Linked DNA regions of Homo sapiens: regions 1 and 3 are each linked to region 2. The links are chromatin contacts, found by Hi-C or POLR2A ChIA-PET in ENCODE. All regions are on one chromosome and are shown on one strand. The core of a region is the stretch at or near the end of the contact, and the rest is flanking DNA. Distances in the headings are between cores, read along the strand shown.

Region 1 (4,194 bases), core at 1,695-4,194, 280 kb before region 2:
TTCGCTTAAGATAATGGCCTCCAGCTCCATCCATGTTGCTGCAAAGGGCATGATCTTGTTCTTTTTTTTATGACTGAGAAGTATTCCATTATATATATATATATATATATACCAAATTTTTTTTATCCAGTTTACCATCAGTGGGCATTTAGGTTGATTCCATGTCTTTGCTATTGTGAATACTGTTGCGATGAACATACATGTGCACATGTCTTTATGGTAGAATGATTTATATTCCTTTGGGTATATACCCAATAATGGGATTGCTGGGTTGAATGGTAATTCTGTTTTAAGTTCTTTGAGAAATCGCCAAACTGCTTCCCACAATGGCTGAACTAATTTACATTCCCACCAGCAGTGTATAAGTGTTCCTTTTCTCCACAGCCTCACCAACATCTGTTATTTTTTGACTTTTTAAAAATAGCCATCCTGACTGGTTTGAGATGGTATCTCATTGTGGTTTTAATTTGCATTTCTCTAATGATTAGTGGTGCTGAGCATTTTTTGTATGTTTCTTGGCCGCGTGTACGTCTTCTTTTGAAATGTGTCTGTTTATGTTCAATGCCCACGTTTTAACGGAGTTGTTTGTTTTTTGCTTGTACATGTGTTTAAATTCCCTATAGATTCTGGATATTAGACCTTTGTGAGATACATAGTTTGTAAATATTTTCTCCCATTCTGTAGGTTATCTCTTTACTCTGCTGATAATTTCTTTTGCTGTGCAGAAGCTCTTTAGTTTAATTAGATCCCATTTGTCAGTTTTTGGTTTTGTTGTGATTTGTTTTTGGCATCTTCATCATGAAATATCTGCCAGATCCTATGCCCAGAATCATATTGTCTAGGTTATCTTACAGGTATCATATTTTTATAGTTTTATATTTTAGGTTTTACATTTAAGTCTTCAACCCATTGTGAGTTGATTTTTACAGATGGTGTAAGGAAGGGGTCCAGTTTCAATCTTTTGCATACAGCTAGCCAGTTATCCCAGTACCATTTATTGACTGGGAAGTCCTTTCCCTGTTGCTTGTTTTTGTTAACTTTGTCAAAGTTCGGATGGCTGCAGGTATGCAGCATTATTTCTGAGCTCTCTATTTTGTTCTATTGGTCTATGAGTCTGTTTTTGTACCAAAGCCATGCTGTTTTGGTTACTGCAGCCCTGTGGTATAGTTTGAAGTCATGGCTCCCTTTTTTTACTCTTCTTTTTTCTTTCTCAGAGAAGAGCAGGTAACAATGTGGGGTTAAAGGTGAGCAGGTGGGTTAGAGTAGTGGAGCTAAAGGCAGATAGAGGTCTTGATCCAATTATCCTCATTCCCTTCATTTGTCCAACCTTGCACACTCCTGTATGCAGGGCCTTTGTAAGCTTCACCTTCTGTACAGGTGCCCAGCAACTGTCAAACCAGCCAGGGCTTAACATGAGCATGGGCATTCCCTATGGACTGGCTGGGACACACCCACATCCTTAGATTACACATTTTGCCTGTAACATAGATAAACTCATTACTAGGTATATAATTCTGTTTTGTTTTGTTTTGGTTTGTTTTGCTTTGTTTTGTTTTGCTTTGCTTTGTTTTTGGGACAGGGTCTCATTCTGTCAAACAAGCTGGAGTGCAGTGGCACAATCACCACTCACTGCAGCCTGGACTTTCCTGGGCTCAGGTGATCTTCCCACCTGAGCCTACTGAGCAGCTGGGACTACAGGTGTGTATCACCACTCCCAGTCAAGTTTTTTTTTTGTATGTGTGTTTTTTATAGAGACAGTGTTTCACCATGTTCCCCAGGCTGGTCTCAAACTTCTGGGCTCAAGCAATCTGCCTGCCTTGACCTCCCAAAGTGCTGGGATTTCAGGTGTGAGGCCCTGTACCCAGCTCAATTCTGTTTTTATACTAGAAGAACATTCTCTATCTGGGTCTTCCAGACTTGATTCTTACTGGTTAATTTGTCCTGGTCTTTTGCTGGTCCAAGAAAATATCTTGAAATCTTTATTTCTTCTCCGTTCCCTCCTTGTCCTAGGACAGACTAGCCCTATCCCTTCCCTGAATTAAGTCTGAGTATAATCGGTCTTTGAGTGTGGAATAGCTCCTAGCAGTCTATCAGTCAATGGTTTCTCTTTGTGGTCACACTCTATGTTTATTCTGGAGACTACAGCATGGAAAGAAAATGGACTTTGGAGTCAGATGAATCTTGATTCGAATCTTGATTCAAATCTTGGCAGTGCCATTCATCAGCTCTGTGGCATTGAGCGCCATCAGTGGACCACTCTCTGATCCCCAATTGCCTTATCTGTAAAATGAGATTAGACACCCCTGCTCAAGATTATGGTAGGATTATATATAATATGTGTAACACAGCTTTCCCAGTGCCTGGTACAAGGTAAGTGTCCAATAAGAACTTACAAATGTTCCTGAGCCACCCTACTGGGTCCCTCCGCACATCCAATGCTGGACTCTTCATGCCCAAGGAAACATATAGGGCACAAAAGTCAGTGGCACTGAGCTCAGCAGAAGAAGGCACAGGAAGGGGATGGGGGAGTCCTGGTTCCCGCTTTGTTCTTGGGGCCAGGACTGTGGCCAGCCTGGAAAGACTGGCATGAACCCTCCAGCATCTGGGGGTGCCAACCACCAAGAGCAGCACAGTTCTTGTCTACAAGCCACTTGTAGCAGGTGTGAACATTTCATCTTTTCCTCTGGGGTTTGCAACTCTCTCCCCAGTCTCGGTCACTGCTTTTGGCTGTACCACTTCCCTTTTCTTCTCGCCTGCACCTCCCTCATCTTTCCTCTATGATGACATCGCCCTGGGGAAGAGAAGCTGAGAGGAACTCCTCACTCAGCTAGCTTCAGGAGCCATGACATCATCTCTACCATGGAAATTCCACTCACTCTCCTGTGCCCCCACATTTGTCCTAGGCCTCAGAGTCCCTATAAAGAGAGATTCCCAACTCAGTATCAGCACAGGACACAGCTAGGTTCTGAAGCTTCTGAGTTCTGCAGCCTCACCTCTGAGAAAACCTCTTTGCCACCAATACCATGAAGCTCTGCGTGACTGTCCTGTCTCTCCTCGTGCTAGTAGCTGCCTTCTGCTCTCTAGCACTCTCAGCACCAAGTAAGTCTACTTTTGCAGCTGCTATTTCGAGTCAAGGTGTAGGCAGAGTCCTTTTTTCTAGTCATGGCTGGCAAACAGTGGGATCTGGGGATGGGACAAAAGGCAGCTAGGAAGATTGCCATGTAGTCTGCTGCTAAATGTAGAGTCTAGTAGATATTCAGTAACATTCAAGTTCCTATTTTCTTAAGAATTAGCAACCAGCAGAGGAAAACGATGGGCTGGAAGTCAGACTGTTGAATTGGCTCTGCCTTTAATTATTTGTTCAAGCAAGCCCCTGTCCCTCTCTGTGCCTTGGTTTCCCCATCTGTCATATGAAGGGAGTGCGATGTGTTCTGAGACTGAATCCAGTTCCAATCTTCTAGATTTCTTTCTCGTTCTTCTCTGAAGATCCACTATTCAGAATAAGACTCCTGCTCATGTTAGGTGGGAATGGATACAAGGGACCATATTTGGGGTTCTGGTAGCTCCACAGGGATGCTCAATGAAGATGCAAAATTAGAAGTCAAAATAAACAGCTCCCATGGGCAGTGTTGATCTCACCCTGGCCTTTCCTTTCAGTGGGCTCAGACCCTCCCACCGCCTGCTGCTTTTCTTACACCGCGAGGAAGCTTCCTCGCAACTTTGTGGTAGATTACTATGAGACCAGCAGCCTCTGCTCCCAGCCAGCTGTGGTGTGAGTATCAACCCCTGGCTGCCCTGGGAGGCAAGGGTGAGGGCTGGATTTTTAAAGGGGGCCTGTTTTGGGGAGGGGGTGATGAGCGTTGGGGAGGCAGCTCTCAGGGCTGAAGCCTTCCCTGACAGCAGTGAGGTCACAGGTCATGAACTCACTTTTCAAGTGCTGAAGGCGGCTGAGTGGCAGCCGAGACAGAAGGGGGTTCCTGGGGAGGAAGTTATTCAGAGGACAGGGAAGCAGGGGAAGGCAGACAGGTCCCGTGAGATATGGACCAATTCCTTAAACCATGCTAGAAAAACATGTGGAAAAGTCACTACCAGGCTGGCAGGGAATGGGGCAATCTATTCATACTGATTGCAATGCCCACTGGTTCCTAATCTGGGCAACCCCTGGGGCCCACAGCTAAATCCAGTGAGTGGAAG
Region 2 (4,113 bases), core at 1,373-3,872:
CTTGGTACACACATCACAGGACAAATCAAGCAGACAGTGGTGAGTCCGCCACAGTGGGCAAATTTCTACCCGTGCCAGACAGTGTACAGGATCTTTTGTTTTTTTTTCTCTCTCTCTCTTCCTTTTGAGACAAGGTCCTGCTCTGTCACCCAGGCCGGAGTGCAGTGGCGTGATCTCCACTCACTGCAACCTCCACCTCCTGGGCTCAAGCGATTTTCCCACCTCAGCCTCCCCAGTAGCTGGGATTACAGGCTCAAGCCACTGCCCCCCGCTAATTTTTGTATCTTTTTGGGTAGAGATGGGTTTTTGCCATGTTGCCCAGGCTGGTCTTGAACTCCTGGGCTCAAGCCATGTGCCCGCCTTGGCCTCCCAAAGTGCTAGGATTACTGGCGTGAGCCACCTTACCTGGTGGGGCACAGGATTTTAAATTAAATTTTTTTTTTTTTAATTTTTAGAGACAGAGTCTTGCTCTGTCGCCCAGGCTGGAGTGCAGTGGCATGATCTTGGCTCACTACAATCTCTGCCTCTAGAGTTCCGGCGATTCTTGTGCCTCAGCCTCTCTAGTAGTTGGGATTACAGGCGTGCACCACCACACCCAGTTAATTTTTTCTATTTTTAGTACAGACAGGGTTTTGCTATGTTAGCCAGGCTGGTCTTGAACTCCTGGCCTCAAGTGATCTGCCTGCTTTGGCCTCCCAAAGTGCTGGGATCACAGGCGTGAGCCACTGCGCCTGGCCTAAATTTTTCGTCTTTAAGACGGGGTCTCTCTCTCTCTGTCATCCAGGCTGGAATGCAGTGGCACAATCATAGCTCACTGCAGCCTTGAACTCCTGGGCTCAAGTGAGCCTCCAGCCTCAACTTTCTAAGTAGCTGGGACTACAGGCTGATGCGACCATGCCCGACTTGGCACAGGATTTAAATATGGCCCTGGACAAGTCACTGGCCTTCTCTGGCCTTCCCAGGTAAGCTTGGACTTTCTGGGATGCTTCAAGTTCAAATCATCAGTGGTACAACTGTTGAACAATATGAGGAACGCTGCGGGTTACTGGGCCTGTGTGGACCCGTTTTGGATTCTAAGCTGGGTCCTGGGCAGAAGTTGGAGGCTGGGGCAGCTGCAAGCAGGACAGGCAGGTGGCCAGAGGGCCCAGCAGCTTCAGCACTGAGGACTGGACTGGGTCGCCACGCCCAAAGGAAGGATAATTACTCACCTCCCACTCAAGAAGCAGGCGGCAGAACTGTTTTGGAGAGCATGGCTTGGGGCCTGGGACCTATGTTCATGCGGTCCAGACGGAGATCCATGAGAGTTAAGACTCTTTCTAGATATCAGGTAGCACTTCTGATTACAAAACTTTTGCACATGGTCTCCTCTCTGCTTTACAACAGCTCAGGAAAGTAGGCCCAAACATCCACTTTAATAGATGAGGGAGCTCAGAGGGGGTAACCAACCCCTCCAGGTCACACAGCCAGGGAGGGGGTTGAGCCAAGGTTCAAACCACTGCCTCGGTTGTTGCAGATACATCCCTGCAGACACCTTTATTGAAGAGGGACCCTGAAGGCTGAACGGCCAACACAGAAGAGGAGGCACTTGGGAGTAAGGGTGATTTATGGCCCTGGGAGGGCCCAGTGCAGGTAGGATGGGAGCTAAGGTAAGGCTGGGCCATGCCTAGCTGCAAGCAAATTTCCTTAAAAAACAAACAACAAAAAACATTACTTTTTCTAAACCTAAAGTTTGTGGTGGCATTCAAGTCCCATCATAGCCCATCTATCCAGACTCATCTGCCTGGGATCCCCGTCTTGGGACTAGTGGTCACTGGCCTGCTTCCTGGTCAATTAGCTTCCGGGACTAGGGGGAGGTGTGAGGAGCCTAGAGTGCAAAATTTAAGAAGCACTCAGTCTCAGGGGCGTGCAGGTGCAGGGTAGCGACGGCAGGACTCTAAGAGTGAGTCTCTTTCCTCCCCGTTTCCCCGTCCTACTTTCACTCTAAGCATTTAGTTCCCAGGGGACAGAGACGACTTCTTCATTAGAAGACCCCGGGGGGTCCCCAGCCCGGAAGGGCTCACAGTTGGAGCTCAAACATTTGCCACTGTTCAGGCTCATCTTTCTTTCCCCAGTGAAAAATGGTCTAGGTTGGGAAGGGCAGGTTCCTGTCTACTGCGTGATCCAACCGATTCTGGTTCGCCCAATGTCTGGACTTGTCCTTTGCCAAGAATAAGCAGATGAGATGGGCGGATGAACCCCAATGTCCCTGCAAGATTCAGGAAGTCCCAGCCAGAAAGTAAAGGACGTTTAGTTCCATGTATTGTTTTCTTTTTTACATGCGGGGCAACACACCTGGACAGTGTCGATGGCTTGCTCCAAGCCACACGGCCGCATAGGGACAGGGACTGGGCTACATAACAAGTTCTTCGACGCTGTGATCTAATCAAGGAAAACCTGGGACGCAGCTAATAGATGCGCATCGAGTGTATCGACGCTCTAAGTACGAGGGCTGGAACAGTGAGCAGGATCAGTCCATTGCTTTTGCCTACCTGCTGAGCGCTGATTGGTCCCCGTTTAGGAAACGGAAAAAGGGGCGTGCACGCGGGCGCGGCTGCGTGAGAGGCGCGCGGCGGCGCAGTGAACAGTCTCCTTCCACAAAACCATGGCGTCGCTCAAATGTAGCACCGTCGTCTGCGTGATCTGCTTGGAGAAGCCCAAATACCGCTGTCCAGCCTGCCGCGTGCCCTAGTGAGCGGGGAGGTCGCGGGGTCCAGGGGCGCGGGTGTCCGGCCATGGCGGGAGGGCGGGAGGCCGGGAGGCCGGGCGGGAGCGGGCGGGCTGCTGGAGGGGCCGGGGACCCTCGGGGCTGACGCGGCCTGTGGCCTCTGTTGTTACAGCTGCTCGGTAGTCTGCTTCCGGAAGCACAAAGGTGAGCCCCGTCCCCGCCAGCCCTCGTACCACTGCGCACGGGGCAGCCCCCACGTCCAGCCTCCGTCTTGGGGGCGTGGACCCTTGGGCTGCGCTTCCTTTCCCGCCTCGGGTCTCCGCGGGTTCTGCAGGAACCTTGCTTCCTCTGACTTGGTCCCTGGTGTCTCTGTGTGTCGGACAGTTCCCTCTGTTGTCCCTGCCTGTAATCGCTCTCAGGGTTTTGGTCAGTAGCCTTTCTTCTACCCCGCTTCTCCTTCTGCGTGTTACTCTTTTTTGCTTAGAAATAGTTTCCGATTGCTTTTCCCACCGAGGTCTACCCTAGCAGTTTCTTCCTCAGTATTCTGATGTAGCCCCTCACCATTTGGCTGAAACTGCGCTAACTTTAACAGTATTTTCACTCGTGTAAATAATGTCTTGTTAGAAACAAAGAGGTAAGTCCATGTACAATACAAGGAGACGTCCTTGATTTGTTAAGAGAAAAAAAGAACCAAGTAAGTTCTGTGTATGATGTGAACACACTTTTGTACAGTTAAAAAGAAGTGACCTGGCCGGGCGCGGTGGCTCACGCCTGTGGTCCCGGCACTTTGAGAGGCCAAGGCGGGTGGATCACCTGAGCCCAGGAGTTCGAGACCAGCCTGGCCAACATGGTGAAACTCCGTCTCTACTAAAAATACAAAAATTAGGCGGGCGAGGTGCGCGCCTGTAATCCCAGCTACTCAGGAGGCTGAGGCAGGAGAATCGCTTGAACCCGGGAGGCGGAGGTTGTAGTGAGCCGAAATCGCACCACTGCACTCCAGCCTGGGCTACAGAGCCAGACTCAGTCTGGAAAAAAAAAGAAAAAAAAAAGTTTGATGTAGGTGGGGCGCGGTGGGTCACGCCTGTAATCCCAGCACTTTGGGAGGCCGAGGCGGGCGGATCATTTGAGCTCAGGAGTTTGAGACCAGCCTGGGCAACATAGCGAAACCCCGTCTCTATAAACAAACAAAGCCAGGCGTGGTGGCCTGTGCCAGTGGTCCCAGCTACTCAGGAAGCAGAGGTGGGAAGATCGCTTGAGCCTGGGAGGAGGAGGTTGCAGTGAGCCAGGATCGTACCACTGCACTCCAGCCTGGGAGACAGCAAGACTGTCTCAAAAAAAAAAAAAAAAAAAGCTTGATGTAGATTCTTTCAGCTTATTTCCACTCTTGTACCAATATATAGAACTTTTTT
Region 3 (4,131 bases), core at 1,198-3,697, 410 kb before region 2:
TTATAGAGGTGTCTGTTTCCTGTTGGAGATGTCTGTTGATTTTGGCTTAAGTGTAGAACAGGGCTTTGGCTTAAGTGTAGAACAGGGCTTTGGCTTAAGTGTGGAACACGGCTTCTCAACCTTGAATTCACATTAGAATCACTTAGGAGAGCTTTTAAAAATTCTAATGCCAGGTCCTCACCTCCAAAGTTATGAATTTAATTGGATTGATGTGGGGGCCTGGCATCAGTAATTTAAAAACTCCCCAGGGGATGTTAATGCACAGCCAAGTTTGAGAACCACTGTTGGTGTGGGGTCACAGGCTGTTTTTAACCAGCATTAAGGTTTCAGAGGCACTGCAACTCCGTTCTAATTTTTGAAGGCATCTGATCTAGTTATTTTTGGTTCATTCCATTGGATGGTTAATCATAAGCAGAAAATCTATCAGATACAGTTATTTCTAGAACTGGGTTTTTAACACGTCTCTTCCAGCACAGCACTGGGAGCTCTGTGGTCATCCCTTCCGCCGCCCACCGGCTCCCCCATTGTATTGACTCCACATTGCCCCCTGCTGGTGAAACAAGTGCGAAGGTCAGCGTCTTTAGCTCCCTGCCTCTGATGAATACAGCTGCACCTTCACAAAGAGCACAGCTGTTCATTGTGATGGTTAATGTTACGCGTCAACTGGACTAAGCTAAGGGATACCCAGGTAGCTGATAAACATCATTTCTGAGTGTGTCTGTGTGGTGTTCCAGAAGAGATTAGCATCAGAAGACTAAAGAAGATCTGCCCTCACCAATGCAGGCAGGCATCATCCAATTCACTGAGGTCCCAAATAGAACAAAAAGGCTGAGGAAGGGTGACTTTGCTGTCTGCGTTTGAGCTGGGACATCCATCTTCTCCTGCCCTCTGACATCCACGCTTCCGATTCTTGAGCCTTCAGACTCAGACAGGGACTTGTACCATCACCTACCCTTCTTGACCCCTTCTCAGGTCTGTGAACTTGGACCAGGACTGACAACTTTGGCTGCCCTGGTTCTCAGGCCTTCAGACCAAATCACACCACTGGCTTTCCTGGTTCTCCAGCTTGCAGATGGCAGGACTTCTTGGCTTCCGTAATTGTGGGAGCCAATTCCCCTAATAAATATCTCGGTATTTATATCTATATCAACATTGGTATCCAATCTATATCTATAGAGAGAAATAGCCTACTGTTTCTGTTTTTCTGGATAACTGACTAATACATTCATTTTATCATCAAGATAAATATTTACAATGTGGGATCTGAGAAGGAGGTGGATTTGGCTGCTTCGGGACCTGCTTTCCTGTCCTGCCTAATCTCTCACCTCCTCATTTTTGCTTATATTAACATTAGCTTGGACTGGAAAATTCTGCTCTTCTAGTCCTGCAAGCTCCAGATCACAGGATTCTTAATTAGCTTGGTTTTCAGGCAGCAAGCAGAAAGTACATTTCTTTAAAAAACTACTTTTTTTCCCCTTCTCTGCTATCAGAAGAATCAGTTTCAAAGTAAGTTAATTTCTTTCTTAGTGGGCCTTACTAAGACTGATGCAAGAAATAGTCTCCAATACCCTGAATTTTCGTTTTTGATAAAACTTTGGCTCGAAGATGGACTTAGAATATATAACAGGCCATGGGGGTAACCGGCAATTTTGGTAACTAGAGGTATCCCCACTGACTTTGACCTTAGCTACTGCCTTCAGCCAGTTCCACGTTTGGGGACCCATACTTACAACATTGCAGTCTATGTTAGTTAGGGATGGTTTAAGTCACAGTGTCAGAAAAATAACTCAATCTGGCTTAAATGATAAAGGGAACTTATTAGTTCACATAACTGAAGCTTCAAGAAATAGAATTAGTTTCAGGCAAAACTTGATTCAGTGGTCCTTGTTTCGCTATGGACTATACATGTCTTTCTGAATTTCTGATCTCCCTGCATTTGAGAGCTTCATCCTAGAAAGAAGTTACTATATTCATCCTAGTTACTCTATTGGCAGAATAGCTTCCAGAAACTTCCAGAGCAAATTGGGAAGACAATGTCTGTATCCTCGTATTTTGAGCCAAGAGCCTGAGTTCCACTTTTATTGGTCTGGCTGGCTTGGATTAAGAGCCCATCTCTTAACCCAGGGGCCAGCAAACTATGGCCATTGGGCCCAATTTGACCTACTACCTGTTTTTGTATGGCCTGCGAGCTAAGATGTTTTTACATTTTAAGTCATTGAAAACATCCAAAAGAAGATTATTTTGAGAAATATGAAAATTGTATGAAATTGGAGTTTTAGTGTCCATAAAAAAGTTTTATTGGAATGCAGTTGGGTTTATTTGTTTCTGTATTGTTTACAGCCCACAGTCTAGCAAGGACTCCTTACCTGGAATGAATCATATTTTCATACGACAAAGCAGAGCTGAGTAGTTGTGAAAGACACTGTATGACCCACAAAACCTGAAGTAGTTTCCATTTGGTCCTTTACAGAGCAAGTTTGCCAACCTGTATCTTAATTCATCTTTGTGGCCAGAGAAGTGGATTTACTGATTTGTTTCAGCTGATCAATGTCTATAACAAGCAATGTTGATGGGCTGAAAACCACACAGACTACCAGAGGGGTTGCTTTTCCGAAGAATCATGTAAGGATAAAAGAGAAAGAAAGAGAGAAAGACCTTGGAACCCAACTAGTATCTACCAAATGTATGTAACTTTCTCATATTAATTCTGTCTTTATATGTGAAGATGACCAATCCCCTGCCTGTGATTACATCACATCAAGCATGTTCTTCCCAAATTGGGGGTTCAATTCAGACTCTCCTGTTATATGCCAGTTGTCTTAGGGATTTTCTCACTTTATTCAACACTATACTCAATTTTTACATTAATAATGCAGTAATAATATACCCCTTTGCCATTCTGTATTTTCCTGTATAATAATAATTATTATTGTTATTATTATTATTTTTTGAGACAGTTTTTGTTCTTGTCGCCCAGGCTGGAGTGCAATGGCATGATCGCAGCTCACTGCCACCTCTGCCTCCTGGGTTCAAGTGATTCTTGTGCCTCAGCCTCCTGAGTAGCTGGGATTACAGGCACGCACCACCACGCCCAGCTAATTTTTGTATTTTTAGTAGAGATGGGGTTTCACCATGTTGGCCAGGCTGGTCTCGAACTCCTGATCTCAGGTGATCTGCCCGCCTTGGCCTCCCAAAGTGCTGGGATTACAGGCGTGAGCCACTGTGCCTGGTCTTTCCTGAATTATTTTACCGGTTTTGTAAAAAGATTTTGATCGGGATATACCCTGTTGCCCCACAAATGATGGCTAGTTCCCAAATCTGAGACTAAGTTTTCATTATAGACTTTATATTCTAAACTAAGTCACTAACAACTGGGGCCAGACAATCCTTCCAGGGCATTGTAGACATAGGAAAAGGAAAGAAAGTGGCCAGCCTAGTGGGTTCCACCTTTGTGAAGGAGAGGTCTTTACTTCTAACTGCTCTTGAAGCCCAGTGAAGGGGTCTCCAGAGGGTAACTTGTACAAACTGGAAGTACCTGCAAACAAGGCAACTCATTTTCCAGTTGGATGTCAGCTTACATGGTGAACCTCATGATTTGCCTGAGCCAAAATGAGCAGGGGAGAAGAAAACAGAAGATAGGAACCAAAGCAGGGAAAAGGATTGCTGGAGGCTGCTCTCCCACCACATGGAATGAGCTTTCCATTGGCCGAGTGATCCTGTGGAAGGGAGCTGGGCTCGAGCCATCCTCCCAGTGACACTCCGCAAAGGTTGGGGGAATCACATGTCCCATTTTGTCTGGGAAATGACCCAGTTTATGCCAGTTGTGCCAGCATAGTTATTAATAGTAACCCCTTTGAGTCTTAAAGTGCTCATCCTACCAATAGGAGATCCACTGCTTAGCTTACAAGGATCTTAACAGCAGTAGCTGATGGGGTGGTCTCAGGGCCGCTGTCTACAAAGGCCCCTGGATGTGTGGGCAAGAGGGTGCTGAAAGCCAGTCTGCCCATCACCTGTAAGGTCTTGCACTCACACAGGGCTAGGTGTGCTCCATGGTGCTTTTTTGTAACATGCTCAATGGTGTCTTCCAGGCTAGCAAAGGCCCAGGGTATGCTGCCAGTGGTGTGAGCAGAA

Evidence for each region. A loop is a pair of places that touch in the nucleus more often than their neighbours do. ChIA-PET counts read pairs that join two places held with the same protein, here RNA polymerase II (POLR2A). Pooled maps may share reads with other maps.
Region 1: a map with no recorded cell type shows a loop between it and region 2 (6-fold over the local background). The contact joins the promoter of CCL4L2 here to the promoter of ZNHIT3 in region 2. A Hi-C loop is called at or near these places in 3 of 37 single-sample maps with no recorded cell type and 3 of 50 pooled maps. POLR2A ChIA-PET finds 5 or more read pairs at or near these places in 1 of 52 experiments (WTC11).
Region 3: a loop to region 2 is called in a map with no recorded cell type, with 9 times the contacts of the local background. The contact joins the promoter of CCL3-AS1 here to the promoter of ZNHIT3 in region 2. A Hi-C loop is called at or near these places in 5 of 37 single-sample maps with no recorded cell type and 7 of 50 pooled maps. POLR2A ChIA-PET finds 5 or more read pairs at or near these places in 2 of 52 experiments (WTC11 and naive thymus-derived CD4-positive, alpha-beta T cell).

What each region holds. Positions count from the first base shown.
Region 1 is chr17:36,208,119-36,212,312 of GRCh38, forward strand. CCL4L2 (C-C motif chemokine ligand 4 like 2) reads left to right here and starts at 2,945. Exons shown (of 3, transcript NM_001291468.2): 1 at 2,945-3,099; 2 at 3,658-3,772. The coding sequence starts at 3,024.
Region 2 is chr17:36,484,059-36,488,171 of GRCh38, forward strand. It overlaps ZNHIT3 (zinc finger HIT-type containing 3), which reads left to right and starts at 2,623. Exons shown (of 5, transcript NM_004773.4): 1 at 2,623-2,727; 2 at 2,877-2,908. The coding sequence starts at 2,642. It overlaps LOC105371749 (a long non-coding RNA gene), which reads right to left and starts at 2,621. Exons shown (of 3, transcript XR_934710.4): 1 at 2,529-2,621. RefSeq lists an enhancer at 2,344-3,277.
Region 3 is chr17:36,072,166-36,076,296 of GRCh38, forward strand. CCL3-AS1 (CCL3 antisense RNA 1) reads left to right here and starts at 2,448. Exons shown (of 3, transcript NR_186417.1): 1 at 2,448-2,683.